2 separate regions of the Homo sapiens genome follow, and region 1 is linked to region 2. Evidence: chromatin loops called from intact Hi-C (ENCODE). Cell type or tissue: heart right ventricle. All regions are shown on one strand. Each heading gives the region's core, and the rest is flanking DNA. Links, peaks and the distances in the headings are about the cores only. Region 1 has its middle 580 kb from the start of TBX3. Region 2 overlaps LOC124903082 (a long non-coding RNA gene).

The links. Hi-C counts contacts between places; a loop is a spot of excess contacts. Peaks named below come from ENCODE experiments on the same cell type or tissue, not always from the same donor. Only the 100,000 strongest peaks of a DNase experiment are listed, where the experiment ranks them.
Region 1: a loop joins it to region 2, with 2.6 times the contacts of the local background. A loop is called at or near these places in 5 of 110 quality-filtered maps.

What each region holds. Positions count from the first base shown.
Region 1 is chr12:115,263,722-115,272,062 of GRCh38, reverse strand. It overlaps a transcript of LOC124903082 not described here. Among named protein-coding and RNA genes, the nearest start is that of TBX3, 580 kb to the right of the region's middle. In heart right ventricle, for the core only: no CTCF peak of the experiment used is centred there; no DNase peak of the experiment used is centred there.
Region 2 is chr12:115,338,311-115,346,651 of GRCh38, reverse strand. All of the region lies in intron 2 of LOC124903082 (a long non-coding RNA gene), which reads left to right. Among named protein-coding and RNA genes, the nearest start is that of LINC02463, 540 kb to the left of the region's middle. RefSeq lists an enhancer at 4,584-5,783. In heart right ventricle, for the core only: no CTCF peak of the experiment used is centred there; a DNase peak (open chromatin) is centred at 5,021; H3K27ac peaks cover 682 bases.

The sequences.
Region 1 (8,341 bases), core at 270-8,269, 75 kb after region 2:
CACTGCAGCCTTGATCTCCCAGGCTCAGGTGATTCTCCCACCTCAGCCCCCTGAGTAGTTGGGGCTACAGATGTGTGCCACCACACCAGGATAATTGTTTGTGTGTTTTGTAGATATGGGGTTTCATCATGTTGCCCAGGCTGGTCTTGAACTCATAGGCTCAGGCAATCCTCTCACCTTGGCCTCCCAAAGTGCTGGGATTACAGGAGTGAGCCACCGTGCCTGACTTGGGATAATTTTCATAACACCCAAGAATGATGCTGAAGCCTGGAAGGATTCAGCAGAGTGGAAAAGGAGGAGCAGGGCCCCAAGTTTCAGGCAGTGGCAACACTTGGGTAAAACACCCAGAAAACATGAGAGGAGGGTATGTCCAAGGGTCTACATCAGGCTGTATAGAGGGAGAGTGCAACAGAGAAAGAGAAAACTGGCTGGCCAGCGCCCCATGAGAGAGGATCCAGGATGGGTAAGTTTGAAGCAGGGGAGTCACAGAGTCAGATTCCAATTTAAGAAAGTGGGTTTGGCTGTGTCTCTACCCAAATCTCATCTTGAATTGTAGCTCCCATAGTTCCCATGTGTTGTGTAAGGACCCCAGTGGGAGATCATTGAATCATGGGGGCGGTTTCCTATATACTATTCTCATGGTAGGGAATAAGTGTCATGAGATCTGATGGTTTTAAAAGGGGAAACCTCTTCCACTCGGTTCTCATTCTGTCTTACCTGTTGCAGAGTAAGATGTGCCTTTTGCCTTCTGCCATGATTGTGAGGCTTCCCCAGCCACGTGGAACTGTGAGTCCATTAAACCTCTTTTTCTTTATATATTACCCAGTCTTGGGTATGTCTTTATCAGCAGCATGAAAACAGACTAATACACTTCCTGAAATGGATTTGGTGATACTTCTCATTGAGGTGTCATGAACTCACATTCTGGGGGTGGAGGGTGGTGAGTGGGGCGATTGCAGGTGGCAGTGGCATAAGAACAAACACAGTGAACTGTATAGACCCAAACAGGAAGATGATGTAAAGTGGGCAGGCAGCCTGGGCAACATAGCAAGACTCGATCTCTAAAAAATAAAAAGAAAAAATCATGTGGGCATGGTGGTGCATGCCTGTAATCCCAGCTACTCGGGAGGTTTAGGTGGAAGGATTGTTTGAGCCCTGGAAGCCAAGGCTGCAGTGACCCAAGATCATGCCACTGCACTCCAGCCTGGGCAACAGAGGGAGACCCTGTCTCAAAAAAAATTGTTTTAAAATAAGTAAAATAAAATGGGCAGTCCCCACCCCCTCTGAAGAAGTCTCCTTTTGTGTAGCAACAACAGATTTTTGCCATCAGTGAATAGAAAGTAAGTGGGGTCACTGGATCATGTGGTCCTTCTATTTATAATTTTTGGAAGAACTTCCAGTCTCTTTTCCATAGTGGCTTCACCCATTTACATGCTTGTCAACAGTGTACAAAGGTTCTCTTTTCTCCATGTCCTCTTCAACACTCATTATGTTTTGTTTTGTTTTGTTTTGTTTTTAAAGTAATAGCAATTGTAACAGGTGCGAGGTGATATCTCATTGTCGTTTTGATTTGTATTTCCCTGATGATTAGTGATGTTGAGCACCTTTTAATATATTTGTTGCCCATTTGTATGCCTTCTTTGGAGAAATATCTATTCAAGTCCTTTGCCCATTTTTAATCAGGTTGTTATTTTTGTTATTGAGTTGTAGAAGTTTCTTATATATTTTGGACATTAAAATAGCTGATATTATGAGATGTATGGTTTTCGAGTATCTTATCCAAATATGTAGGTGTCTTTTCATTCTGTTGATTGTGCTCATTGCTGTGCAGAAGCCTTTCAGTGATGTCTATTTTTGCTTTGGTTTCCTGTGCACAAAAGAATTAAAAACAATCTTGAAAAGATTTTCGCACTCCCACGTTCACTGCAATATTATTCACAATAGCCAGTAAATGGAAACCACCTAAATGTTCATGGATGAGTGAATGGATAAAACCATACATACCATGGAATATTATTCAACCCAAAAAAGAAAGGCAATTCTGACATATGCTACAACATGGATAAACCTTGAAGACATTATGCTAAGTGAAACACGCCACTCACAGGAGGACAAATACTGCATGAATCCACTTATATAAAATATTGAAAATATTAAAAGTTATAGATGCAGAAAGGAAAATGGTGATTGCCAGGGCTTGGAGGAGGAGGAAGAGCAGGAATTGCTGTTCAATGGGTGTAGAATTGCACTCATGCATGATGAAAAAGCTCTAGAGATCTGCTGTACAATGTCAGGCTTATAGTTAACAATATTTTACACTTAGAAATTGTTACAAGGATAGATTTCATGTTGTGTGTGTTTCACTGCAATAAAAAATAAGAAAGACAATGGAAAGCAAGAATTTTTACTCTTTCCATGGAAGCCATAACTGGAAATTTTCAAGTGCAACATCCCAGTTTTCTCGATTCTAGTGTAAGTAATTCACATGATTTAAACTGTTTGGAAGATGCTGTCAGTGCCCTTCCCATATCTCTTACACCAGAGACCAGCACACTTTTTCTGTAAAGAGGAAGATAGTAAATACTCTCAGCATTGCAGGCCATACATTCTCTGTCACAACTACCCAACTCAGCCATTGCAGTGCAAAGACAGTGCATAAACAAATAGGCATGGCTGTGTTCCTATAAAGCTTTATTTACAAGAACAGGCAGCAAGCTGTTTTTGGCCAGTGAACAAATCCCTGCTTAGATCATCTTAGATTAATTTGAAAACCTGTATCTCTCTTCTGACATTTTTCTGGCCAAGGAGCATGGTTGGCCATGCTCAGGGAAACCTGGAGGTGCTAGAAAGCCAATACCCCTGGAAACAGCCCTGAAGCCCCTCTGTTGGTAGAGCTGATGCATGCTCTACCCAGTCTCCCAGAGTTTCCCAGTGAGACTGAACTCCAGCTGCCCACAGCTGTAACCTGCTCAATATCACACCCTTGATAGGCCACTTACCTTCCTTGCCTCCCTTCAAATCTCCCCTACCAATATTTCCTGAGATTAGTTCCCAACCTTCTTGCATTTGTGCCAAGTTCTGGTTCCAGGGAAACCCAGCCTAAGATCTGGGTGTTTGATCTAACCATAGCTGTGGGGCAATTTTGATCCTCATATCATTCATTCACTCAGTCACTTATTCATTCATCAATTCAAATATCTTTCTTGAGGGCCAAAAATGCAGAGGTAAACACGTCTAAATGTCAACCCACAAGGAACTTAACCAAGTGAGGGGAGAGACTCACAAAAAGAAGTCCAGTGAAGGCACCATGAAGCTCCATGGAAGGCAGAGTGGGTGACCATCTGCAGCAGGGATTAACAAAGTATGGCCCATGGGCCAACTCCAGCCTCCTGCCTGATTCTGTAAATAAAGATTTACTGGCACACAGCCACATGCATCATCTACTTAAATATTGTCTGTGGCTGCTTTTCCATTATAGCAGCACAGAAGTGCTCTAGAGTAGTTGGGTCAGAGACTGTACGGCTGGTAAAGCCAAAAATACTTACTATCCTGCCCTTTACAGAAAACGTGTGCCAATCCGCAGTCTATATGACTAGGACAAAAGGAGATGGGAGCTATGCTAGTGTATAATGGTTATGAGCTCTGGATTCAAACCACTTAAGTTCAAGTCCTGATTCTGTCTTAATAAATATGTGACTTACAGGCAGTTACTTAACCTCGCTGAGCCTCAATGTTGCCTGTCTGCAGAAAGAAGGCCTCATGACAATAGCCTCTCCCTCGCAGGGCTCTTGTGAGCACTCAAGGAAACTCTGCATGTAAAGAATTCAGCATGGCGGCTGGCACCTAGCAGGTGCTGGGGGCACTCAGCTCCATCACTGTGTGAAGGCATCTTCAAGAGTCCCTGGTTGGACATAACTTTGGAATGCAGCTGCTGAGCTGCACACTGCATATAACTGAGCACATTCCTCTGATTCCAGCTCACTTCTGGGACCCAAGCCTCTTGGACTGCCTACCAATGAGAACTGGCATGGGAAAAGGACACATTCCATCAAATTATCCTTTTTTGCACATCTCAGACCTTTGGTCTTCTAAGGGAATTCCCAGCTTCCGGGAGGTGGTGGGTTGCAGCTATGGGGATGGAAACAGTTACTCTGAGGCCAGACATGGCCTTCGCCTGCTGAGCAGAGAGAGGGGCTGTACTCCAGAAGAGCCACCCAAGTTGCTGACCGCTCTGTTCTCCTGTGTCCCCCAACCATCTGTGCAGCAGAGGGCTGCTAATTGGGGTGCTCTGGCCCCAGACATCACAGATGATGCAATCCAGGGAGTTATCCATGGGAGTTGCTGGCATTCAGTCTCAGGGAAGCCGTCAGGCAGAAGCTGTTCCCAAGGGTCTGCCTAACACATCTCTCAGCCAGGATGTGTCATGGGGGCTGAAGCTGGGGCCCTGGTGCCTTCCGGCCTGACATTACTATTTCTAGCAGATGACAAGGGTCTGGCTTCCAGAGAAACTGGAAGGCCACTGGTTGGAATCCCTAAGTTATTTAGAAATGAGAACTGAGTCTTCTCAGCATAATGGCTCAGATGAATGATGCTACCAAGCGGCGTTCTGAGACTGACCCCAAAGACAATGAATCGTGTACCTACTCTGCAACATTTACTTTGCAATGTGAGGGACCTTCCCCAGACATCCTCAACTCTACTGGAAAACACCTAGATTTCCATTTTGTTGGTTTCCCTTTAGCCTCAAGGCCTTTGCATTTGCTGTTCCATCTTCCAGGAATGCTCTTTCCTACAGATATCAACAGCCACCCTCCCACCTCCTCCAGGTTGCTGCTCAAATGCCATCTTATCAGAAAGACCTTTTCTGACCATTCATTTAAGTCATACTTTCATATAACTCTCCATCACCTTTTACTCTACCCTGCGCAGCTTTTCTTCGTAGAACAAATCACTACTTGATATGTTGAATATTCATACCTTAATGTTTTTTCTATCTGTGGTCTCATTTCTCAAACCCGCCCCTGATGAAGTTCAATGGAACCAGAGACCTTGTCTGTCATATTTACTTCTGTGTCACTGGTTTCTAGGCCAGTGCCTGGCACACGGTAGGGGAATAAATAAATATTTTTTGAGAGGATGTCTGCATCGAGCTGGTAGTAATCTTTCACTCAAATATTTCTTACTCTTTGATCTGGCACTAAGTCACATCAATGCTACCTAAAAATCCGCGTGGGCATTGCTATTGACACCAATAATTATACTGTTGCAAAATGGATTTTATGTGAATAATAATGACTGTGGTAGCCATTGTTATGTTACGCTCTATAAAGCACAAGATTAAGATTAAGGTTAAGATTAAGATACAGCACTATGAGATAGGATGTATTACTATCCCCACTTTAGCGATTTAAAACCTGGAATCCTGAGAAGAAAAGTTGCTTGCCTGGGGCTATCCAGATCCTAAATGGCTGAGCTGTGGTTCAAACTCAGATACAGTGACAGTGAAAAGTCAGAAAGCATTGCTCAAATGCAAGTTACCCCTTCTGCCTCTCATCTGAAAATGCATCACTCTTGAAAGATTGGTCTTTGGGCAACTATAAACATTCAATTTCAGTATCCCATGCACCATGGGCCTGCAATAGGGCAGGCATTGCCCTGGGTACTGACCTAGTCCTTGCTATTCTAATATTTTTTGTTTGTTTTTTGAGACAGAGTCTCGCTTTCTCACCGAAGTTGGAGTGCAGTGGCACAATCTCAGCTCACTGCAACCTCTGCCTCCTGGGTTCAAGCGATTCTCATACCTCAGCCTCCCAAGTAGCTGGAATCACAGGCGCGCACCACCACACCAGGCTAATGTTTGTATTTTTAGTAGAGACGGGGTTTCACCATGTTGGTCAGGCTGGTCTTGAACTCCTGACCTCAAGTGATCCGGTCCCCTCGGCCCCCCAAAGTGCTGGCATTACAGGTGTGAGCCACTGCACCCAGCCTATTCTAATATTTTAATGCACGTGAAGCATATACTGCCCAAGCCTTGCTGAACACCCCTGTGTGCCAGCCCAGTGCTAAACTGTTTACATATATTTTTCACATTGATCTTCACAACAGACCTGTAAAATAGATATTGTGTCCTCCCATTTTCCACAAAAACTACCGAGGCTGCAGGACATTTCAAATCTCGGTTGCCCAGAGACACTCAGTCCACGCGGGGCCAATCATGTCATTGTCTGTCTCAAAGTGGGAAATTGGGGGAAAGTTTTCATTTTCCATTTACAATCAGGACAAACAAACAAAAAAGCAACTCATGAAGGATAATGAATGGAGGTTGAGTAAAGCATAGGTTTCCAATGCCCCAACGTCTTGCAATAACCAAATCGTCTTTTCTTTGTTTTCTCCTCCTTTGTCCTTTTGTGTTAGACATCTGGGTTTATGGTTTAATTAGAAAAATGGTTGCATTCAGCCAGTATCAAGGAGGAGGCCTTCTAACTTCTGGAAGCACTAGAGCCTCAGATGGTTGCGATTAGGTGGAAGGAGAGGTATAGAGACTTTTGGGTGCAACTCTTAACCATTTAGCTCCTTCAAGAAAAGTTGGCATATCACATCCACTACAGATGGCTCTTTAGCTCAAAAATGGCTTAATGAACTCCAGCAACCTATTCCCAGTATGCCCCTGCCCTCTTCCCACAAAATAAATTCCTCTTCATTCATTGCATTTGGGACACATCCATGCTCATCTTCTTTCTGCAAGGACATGGTTGGACCAGAGTCTAGGCTGCTCATCTGTGTGTATTTAGGCTTCATCTTCTCCTGGAAGAGGCATCAATGATTTTCAAGTGGAAAAAGCTTGGTGATAATTTCCAAGAGGAGGATCTTTTGAGGGAATGAATAGTGCAATATCTTCTTCAGTGGCTTCTTTTTATTGAGCTAGGAGAGCTCTCAGAGAGGGCTCATGCCATCTACCCATTGGTCATGCTCTAGCTTGAGACCTTCTTTAATTATTTACAGAACATCGGATTTCTCTCCCCAGTTATGCTTGAGTTACTTAAAGGTGGAGACTGCATCTGACTTGATTCTAGATGCCCTGAAACTCCCCTTGAATTCATGTGTTCTATGAATATAATTTGACAGGTTGGCTGGCTAAGGTGAACTATCGTTTTCATCACAGGAAATAAGTAGCCTCCAAAATAATGATAGTTATCTTGCAAATGCTGGTTTTGTGCCAGGCATTACGCTGAATATTTTATAAGCATGTTAGTCTATGACATCATCTCTTACCTCAATGACTCCAGTAACCTTGCAACCGTTGATCTTCATAGACTCCAGTTTTCGGACAGTCCATTCAATCGTAGAGCAGCCAGGTGATGTTTTAAAATTATAATTCTCATCATGCTACCACCCTGTGCAAAACCCTCCGGTAGGTACCCATAGAGTTGAATCCAAAAGTCTTGCTGTGATCTGTTTCTGCCTGTTCTGACATCATGCCACACTCTTGTTCTCTCTCACTGCAATTCATCCTCTCTTGTTTTTGCTTTTTATCTATGCCTTTTACATCCCAGGCTTGTTCTCACCTCACAGCCATTGTGTTGCTGATCCTTCTGCCTGGAACACTTTCTTCTCATTGTTCCAGACCATCCCATATGGGTTTTAGCTTAAATATCTTATCGTCAGAGCAGCCACTTGTGCAGCTTACTTGCCACTAAATCCCCAACGCCTAGCACTTTCCTGATACTCATTAGATATTTGTTATTCAATTCATTCCTCCCTTAGATGTTAGTTTTAAACTTGCAAATAATTATCTATTTTCATCCACTAGATATGCGCTGTCCAATACGGTAGCTATCAGCAAAATGTGGATATTTAAATATAACTAAAATTCATTAAAATCAAATAAAATTTTAAAATCCAGCTCCTCAGTTGCATAGCCATATTTCAGTAGCCCCTAGTATCTTGTGGCTGTATTCAGTAGCCCCTTGTATCTTCAGTAGCCAATAGCCACAAGATGCTAGGGGCCACCATATTAAGCAGTACTGATGTAGATCATTTCCATCATCATAAGAACTTCTTTTGGGTAGTTCTGCACTAGAACATAAGCACCCTGAGGGCCGGTAACTTGGTCCAACTTATTTACCATGGAATCCTCAATGCTTACCTCTTAGTTGGTACTTAATAAGTATTTTAATATATGTATTAACAATGTAAATGTTGGTTTACAATGTACCAATTATAAACCATTCATCAATAATTATAATGTAACAATAATAATAAGCATTTATTGAGGATTTACCACATGAACTCCTTGTGCTAACCTCTTTCCATGGATTATCTACTGATCCTTTAACTGAAT
Region 2 (8,341 bases), core at 163-8,162:
AGAGATAATAAGGAATATTTTGTTCCTTGGAGTATTTTGCTCCTTCCTTCCTTCCCTCCTTCCTTCCTTCCTTCCTTCCTTCCTTCCCTCCCTCCTACCTTCCCTCCCTTTCTCCCTCCCTCCATTCTTTCCTTCCTTCCTTCCTTCCCTCCCTCCCTCCCTCTTTCTTTCCTTCCTTCCTTCCTTCCTTCCTTCCTTCCTTCCTTCCTTCCTTCCTTCTTTCTTTCTTTCTTTCCTTTCTTTCTTTCTTTCTTTCTCTTTCTTTCTTTCTTCTTGACAGAATCTCACTCTGTCGCCCAGGTTAGAGTGAAATGGTGCAATCTTGGCTCACTGCAACCTCCACCTCCCGAGTTCAAACAATTCTTCAGCCTCCCGAGTAGCTGGGATTTCAGGTGCCCACCAACACACCCAGCAAATTTATATATTATTAGTAAAGACGTGGTTTCGCCATGTTGGCCAGGCCGGTCTCGAATGACCTCAAGTAATCCAGCTACCTCGGCCTCCTAAAGTGCTGAGATTACAGGCCTGAGCCACCATGCCCGGCCTTTGGTCCTTATTTCTGCAAAGATTATCTGCCATGAGTATTCCTTGATTCTAAGGTACACACATGCTCTCCTGATGTCTGAGATCAGGACACATCTTAAAATAAAGGATAGGTACATATATTTAATATTTCACACCACTCATCTCATACCCCTCTAAATAAAAGAGGACATCAAATCAATATTGAATCTTATAATGAAAATCATCTTAGATGAAAATATAACACTCTCTCTCTTTGTCTCTCTCTTAGAAAAATGGCATCGTGCTCTTTGCTGGTCTGCTTTTTTTCTCACTTCATTTTAACCACACCAATATCTGGAGCTTTGGCCAAACAACTTGGCTTCTAGAAAATGTGGTAGGGAGTTTTCAAATGAATGTGAGTTTTGCCCTTCCCTTTAACTCTCTAAATTGGTTTCTTAGGAATTAATTCCATAGTTCTTTCTCTAGATAATGTTTAAAAAATATCTTCACATGAAAAACACAATCCCTTTTTTTTTTTTTTTTTGAGATGGAGTCTTGCTCTGTAACTAGGCTGGAGTGCAGTGACTCAATCTCAGCTCACTGCAACCTCTGCCTCCCAGGTTCAAGTGATTCTCCTGCCTCAGCCTTGCAAGTAGCTGGGACTATACGCCCGCACCACCACACCTGGCTAATTTTTGTATTTTTAGGAGGAATGGGGTTTCACCATGTTGACCAGGATGGTCTCGATCTCCTGACCTCGTGATCTGCCCGCCTTGGCTTCCCAAGGTGCTGGGATTACAGGCGTGAGCCACAGAACCCGGCCGATCCAATCTTAAACTTATAACTTATGAGTTTTGTGACTTTACACAAGAGTCTTAATCTTTCTGGACTTCACTTTTTTGATCTGCATAATGGGAACAGTAATAGGACCCTTCTCCGTGGGGTATCTGAAAGGATTATATGAGGTAATGGATGTAAACAGCACTTATGAAAACACATAGCAAGTATTCCATAAGTGGTGGCAATATTAAAAGGTTAAAAATTTGAAAAAAAACATATAAACACAAAGAGAAAAATAACAATGATCTGCAATTTTGTTACTTAAAATGAAAACTACCTTTTAATTTATATTCATCCACATTTTCTGTACATTCTTAAGTATTATATATACACCCAGACACACACAGGCATGCACTTATATGTCCATAAAAGTGAGATGAAACTGTATATATCTTCCAGTAAACAACTTTTCCCATTCTCCAATAAAGTATAAATATCTTTCCAGGTCAACTCCCTTAGATCTTTTAAATTCCAAGAACAAAAGATAAAAGAAGCTCTACCAAAATACAAACAACAAGCAACAACAACAACAATCTTCCTACCTTGATGTGTACGTCTGTAATTGTGGTGTTAAAGTTGTGTAGGGAAAAAGGGAGAAAGCTTCATTTGTCTTCCTCCAGCTTGAGTTGATAGTTGGTGATTGGACTAATGGTCCCATGTACTGTTGTAACTTCAGGAACCGCCGTGAAGCAAGGATTCATCAAAGAGGGGAAGCGAGAGGATTTTGTTTGCTTATTTAATAAAAAAAATTAAAAAAATAGAGATTTCCTTTAGCTTGGAGGTATGGTTTAATTAGAATGGTTTTCTCCTGGGTTTTTGTGCCCTCATTCTCCACCTCTCCTCCATAAAGCCTGCCTGAGAAATGCCTTCTTAAATATGAACAAAATCATCCTAATTATTTAATCTACTCTTATGGAACACAGCACGTGGAAGAATGCGCCCTCAGTTTGACCTTCTGTGGTAGAGGAAAAGAGAGAAAGTCTAGATTTAAAAAAACAAACAAACAAATACAATGACAAAAAGCTCTTCTTTACTTTGACTGTTTTGCTCTTGTCTGCTTAATTTCTCTTAACTGTGGGCTCCTTGAGGGAAGATACCCCATCGGATTTCTTTGTGCACCCTCAGAACCTCCCTAACACAAGGTACAGATCTCGGAAGGTATAAGTGAATGGATAAATGAATGTAAGAGGGAGTGATTTGCAAAATCATTGCCAGCTTTGCTATTTTTCTTTTCTCTTAGACACGATCAGTAATAGAAGACTACTACATTTTATTCGTCTAAGGAAGGGATGTTCTTAAACTTAGGTTTCCTCTACCTTCTTTCCTCAGAAAGAAAAAACAATAAAGATTCCTATGAGGAAATTATAATAAAGAGGAGGCCATACACAGTGTTACATAACTCAAATTGCAAACTGTGATTGGTTTTGGTAGGGAGGCGGGATTTGGGGGATGAGGAAGAGACTTCCTGCCAACAAGCTCCTCACATTTCAGTGCCCTAGGTAATCATCCACTGGAAATCCTCTTAAAGCCCACGTTCATGCATTCCACATTTAAAATGCATAAAACTTTTGATGATTCAAAAAGGCTCTGCGAGGTTGATGTGGTGGTCAGGGCCATGTGAATCCTAGGTCATGTGAATCCTCATACCCCATAATATGTCTCGAGGGATTTCTCAAATCCCATGTTTACGAAAGTGAGCCTTATGCCCTTCTGTACACTTATACATGTTTAAAGGATCGTCTTGAAGTGTGAAGAAACAAAGGTGTGGGAGTCAGAGCCCATTTCATTGTCTATGGAGCCAGGATCCCAGCAGAAAAAAAAAAAATTCGTTCAGCTGTTTAACTGAGAGACATTTCCATAAGGGCTATTTACAGAATTGTGAGCTGAGTTAGGAGAACCAGAAATGGATGATGAAGCACCATCAGGGACTTCTAACAGCAGGAAGTTGTCACCAACCCTGGAACACAAGGGGCAGTGGGAGGAAAAGGACCCTTGGAGTCCAGTGAAAGCTGGAGCCATGGAGGTGAGGTCACCCAGTGAGTGATGTAGACATGGGGAGCCACAAACCCTTTCAGATATATAATACAGAAGCAGAGAGGGAGTAGAGGCATTGATACCCAAGCTCTCTCTCTTGCCACCCTCAGTCTTCTGCTGGTGTTTATCATTGGTCAAACCCAACTGAAAGCCGGGGTAAGGGAACATGAGTTTCATAGTCTGTGTGCATCACAAAGAGGGCAGAGCAAGGTAGAGAATTAACCTTCGAGATGGAATTGGAGTTAGAATAACCAGCATCCTTGATTCAAGGTGGTAAAAGGGAAGACAATGCTACCTGCCTATTTGTTAAGGAGACTGAGTTGACAGGAACAAAGTTTATCGGGTGATATTCCCATGCAGAATCAACATAGAAGCTCCTCATTCTTTGGCAAGAAATGTTCCCTCCAATTGTATATATTTGACATTGGTCGGAGTGATGGATGGAGAGAAAAAAATAAAGGATACTAGGTCCTTGGTGTGTTGTTTCACGTGAAGACCACAAAGATTTTCTAGCGGAGAGATGTATTCTTATGGTAACCAGTTTCTAATAGTCCTATCCTTGTGTAGTTCCCTCCCACATTATACCAGGGTTGGTCTCACCAATGGCATACAGCGGAAGTGATGGTGTTTCACCTCTGAGATTAGATAACAAAAGAAATTGCAGGTATATTATCTCTCCCCCATCCCCCCCTTTCCTGCTCTCCTTTTTTCTTCCTCCCTTCTCCCTCCTCCCTGCTCTCTTCTCTCCTCTCTGTCTTTCAACTGATCATGGTGGGGGGCGGGGTGGGGGGCAGGTGGGGGGAGCTATTTTGGGAGCAGCCCTGAAGAGAGACCTACATAGTGAGAATCTGAGACTTCCTGCCAACAGCCACATGAATAAGCATTGAAATGAATTTCCCCCAGTCAAGCCTTCAAATGAGACGACAGCCCATCTGACTACTTGACTGCCATGTCATGAGAGACTCTGAAGCAGAACCATGCAGTTAAGCTGCTTCCAGATTCTTGACGTTCAGAAACTGCGAGCTAACTTTGAGGTTAAATGCATTTGCTCCTTTTCAGTAATGATTTGTAACATGCATTTATTTTGTGCTTATTTTAATCTTTCACAAAGCCTGGGATTCACACTCTCTTAACTGTGTAACAAAGTCCTTGTCTAGCCTCTGAGACTCAGTTTCTTCAATTTTCAGTGAAGATCACAATAATCCTATCAAAAGGGTTGTCCTGAGGATCAAATTGTTGTCCAAAATACTTATAGTATTCTAATTCCCTTAGGACAGTGCCTAAAACAGAGTAACTACTTAACAAACTTAGTTGTTATCATTAAAGAGGGAGAAAAATGGGTTTCAAATACTATTTATAATTAAGATCATGGCACCAATGAAACCTGAGATTACAGTTCACCATTATTGCATGGTCTATTTCAGCTCTGTTATTTCTCTTGCCTCGAAGACAGTTCTGTTCTCTCACAATTGCTGCAATGCACAGTTTCCCAAAACAACATGCAGTTCTGCCAACCTCAGAGGCCTGGAGCTTTGAAACATCCCCCTCCTGACCATGGAGAATTGGCTGTCTCCACTCGCGCCTCCTTGGCAGAAGGGGAATCCCTGATTTTCTGGACATGCTTTGTCACTCCCTGGGTGTGAGCCAGATCTTGCTCATGATTTCCATTCTCTAATGACTCGGGGATGAGCATGTGACTGAGTCATAGGGAGCCGGTGGGGTGTGGGTGGCTGTATGGTGTTTATACTGAAATCACAGGGGGTTGGGGCTTCATAGAAAATAGCAACAATGAGTAGATGACCGGTTCAGATGTGAGTTCAGCAAACCACCAAGGCACATGTATACCTATGTAACAAACCTGCATGTTCTGCACGTGTATCCCAGAACTTAAAGTATAATTTGAAAAAAGAAAAAAAAAAAAGAAAATAGCAACAATGAATAAGGAGTCAGAGCAGCTCACCCAAGCTCTGTCATGTTTCACACTTAACCTGGGAAAATTCACCAACTTTCCTTGTTGCTAAAAACTGCCAAGTTTTTCAATCAGTAAGCGCATCTTCTTTCTCTCTAAGAATGATGTCAAGAGCACTATTAGTAGCTTTTGTCTTGAAGCTTGAGCTGGCCTTCATGACAATCTTCCCACTTTGGCAAGAGAGTACATCCATTTTAGTTTTCAACTCTCCCTTACTCCCCAGAAGCAGGTAAAAAGGAAAAGCAGCAGTGAAAATAGTAGCTGTCATTCTGTGTCAATTACCCTCCTAGGCATAGAAATCTCTGACTGGAAAAGAATGGAAGAAAATTGCCAAGTGGACAGAAGGTTGAATCCCAGTATTTTCTCTCCAAAGCAATTCACCTTTCAGACTACACATATTCAAAGAAGCATATGGGCCGGGTATGGTGGCACATGCCTGTAATACCAGCACTTCGGGAGGCCGAAGTGGGGGTATCACATGGGGTCAGGGGTTTGAGACCAGCCTGGCCGACATGGTGAAACCCCATCTTTACTAAAAATACAAAAATTATCCAGGTGTGGTGGCATACACCTGTAATGTCAGCTATTCTGGAGGCTGAGGCAGGAGAATCACTTGAACCGAGGAGGCAGAGGTTACAGTGAGCCAAGGTTGTACCACTGCACTCCAACCTGGACGATAGAGTGAGTGAGACCCTGTCTTAAAACAAACAAACAAAAGCATATGTACAAGCACATATTTAGAGTCATGCTGTTTACAATAGTGAAAAATAGGAAGCTACAAAAATGACCATCTATTCGTGACTAATTCAACTCATTCATATACTTTCAAAAGTGGTATACTCTATAACCATTAGCAAGAATATGCTATATTTATTTGTATTATATACCCAAATTATAAATCATTCTACTATAAAGACACATGCACACATATGTTTATTGAGCCACTGTTCACAATAGCAAAGACTTGGAATCAACCCAAATGCCTATTAATGATAGACTGGATAAAGAAAATGTGGCACATATACACCGTGGAATATTATGCAGCCATAACAAAGAATGGGTTCATGTCCTTTGCAGGGAAGCCATCGTTCTCAGCAAACTAATACAGGAACAAGAAAGCAAACACTGCATGTTCTCACTCATAAGTGGGAGTTAAACAATGAGAACACCTGGACACAGGGAAGGGAACATCACACACGGGGGCCTGTCAGGGGTTGGGGGGCAAGGGGAGGGAGAGCATTAGGACAAATACCTAATGCATGCGGGACTTAAAAACCTAGATGACGGGTTGATAGGTGCAGCAAACCACCATGGCACGTGTATACCTATGTAACAAACTTGCATGTTCTGCACATGTATCCCAGAACTTAAAGTAAAATTAAAAAAAGATAAATAAATAAAAAACAAACAAAATCACACAAAGGAATGTATAAAATATCTATAAGTGAGCCACGTCACAGTATAATAGGAATAGTGTAGTTCCATTTCTGTTTTGAATTATCCTCTGAGTGTGTATCTGCATATATTTATTCGAATAAAAAATGTAGGTGTCTGGAACGTTACACACTAAACTATTAACAGTAATTGGGGGTGGCCTGGTTTTGGGAAGGATCAGAAGAAAAACAGCTTTTACTCTCTAAAAATCTCTAAAATTCTACACTGTTTGAAATTCTAACAACAAACATATTTGTGGATGACTTTTAATTACTTTTTATTAACCAGCTTAAAAACGGAGAGGTATAAGACATGGTACCCTGGGTTTCTTCTAGTTTCTCTGCAACAAACTAGTTATGAACAACTAGCTAGTTTTGGAGAGAGGCCCAAAGTATAGGAGAAGGGGAAAAAATGAAGGGATGTGGGAGAAAGAAAAGAAGGAAACTGGACAGTGGGAAGAGAAAATAACTACACGAGTATAGTCCAACAGGAACTATGGAAGAATTCTAAAACTCTAGACTCACCTGGAAGTTTGCTGAAAGACAAAGTTGGGGCCCTAGCCCTGGAGATCTTGAGTCAGTCGGTCTAGAGAGGACAAGGGAAACTGCATTTTAATGCTTCTCCCAGGTGTCTCTCATTAGAAACCATAAACAATGGGGTTAAGGCCCAGCTCCGCAACCACTGCCTCTGCAACCTTGGACAGGCTGCTTGACCTCTCTGTCCGTTTGTTCCCTCATCTATAAAAAGAATTCCTTACACTCTCATTCTCAACTGTGAGTTTGTATCACAATAGCCTGGAGGGCTTGTTAAAATGCAGATTTCTGAATCTCTCTTTCTGCAAATTTCTGAGTCATTGGGTCTAGCAGTGAGCCCGATAAATTTGCATTTTGAACAAGTTCAAGCGCTGTGGATGCTGCTGGTCTGGAAATCACTTTTGAGAACCAGGACTTTACCATTGAACAAACCACAGGTTGCTGTAAGTAAGGTGCAAACGAAATCATACATGAGTGAGTGTTTTGAAACTAAAAAGGCTCATGTCACGGTGGTTAAATGTATCATTAACATCCTGCCTCCTCTACTTATAACTTTACAATTTGAGGAAAAACATCATATAGTCTTCCTGAGCCTTGATTTCCACATCTCTAAAATGGGTATAACGTTTGATAGATGTGAAATTTCCGTGAAATATGCATTAATTCTCACATGATTACCACAGGAATGCTGGGAAGATTAAATCATTTTCAATGGAGAAAGTGTCTACCTGTGACAATTTTTGCTTTTATTACTGTCAGTGCTAAAGTACTGTAAATGAGGAAAAAAAAGATTTGGGCACCAGGGGAATTCAGCTATAATTTATCAAGCCTCATCTGCATGCTCAGGGGTGGCCATTCAGTGAAAATTGAAGTAGCAGGAATCTCTTTGCCAAACCACAGCAAGAACTGAGGCACCGGGCTCTGGATCCCGATACAGGTGCGCTGCAGAGTGGGTCATGTGACCTTGATACTAAGAACCATTATTCCCTTGCTTAGAATTGGAAATCTGAGAACTTCCCCTTGGGAC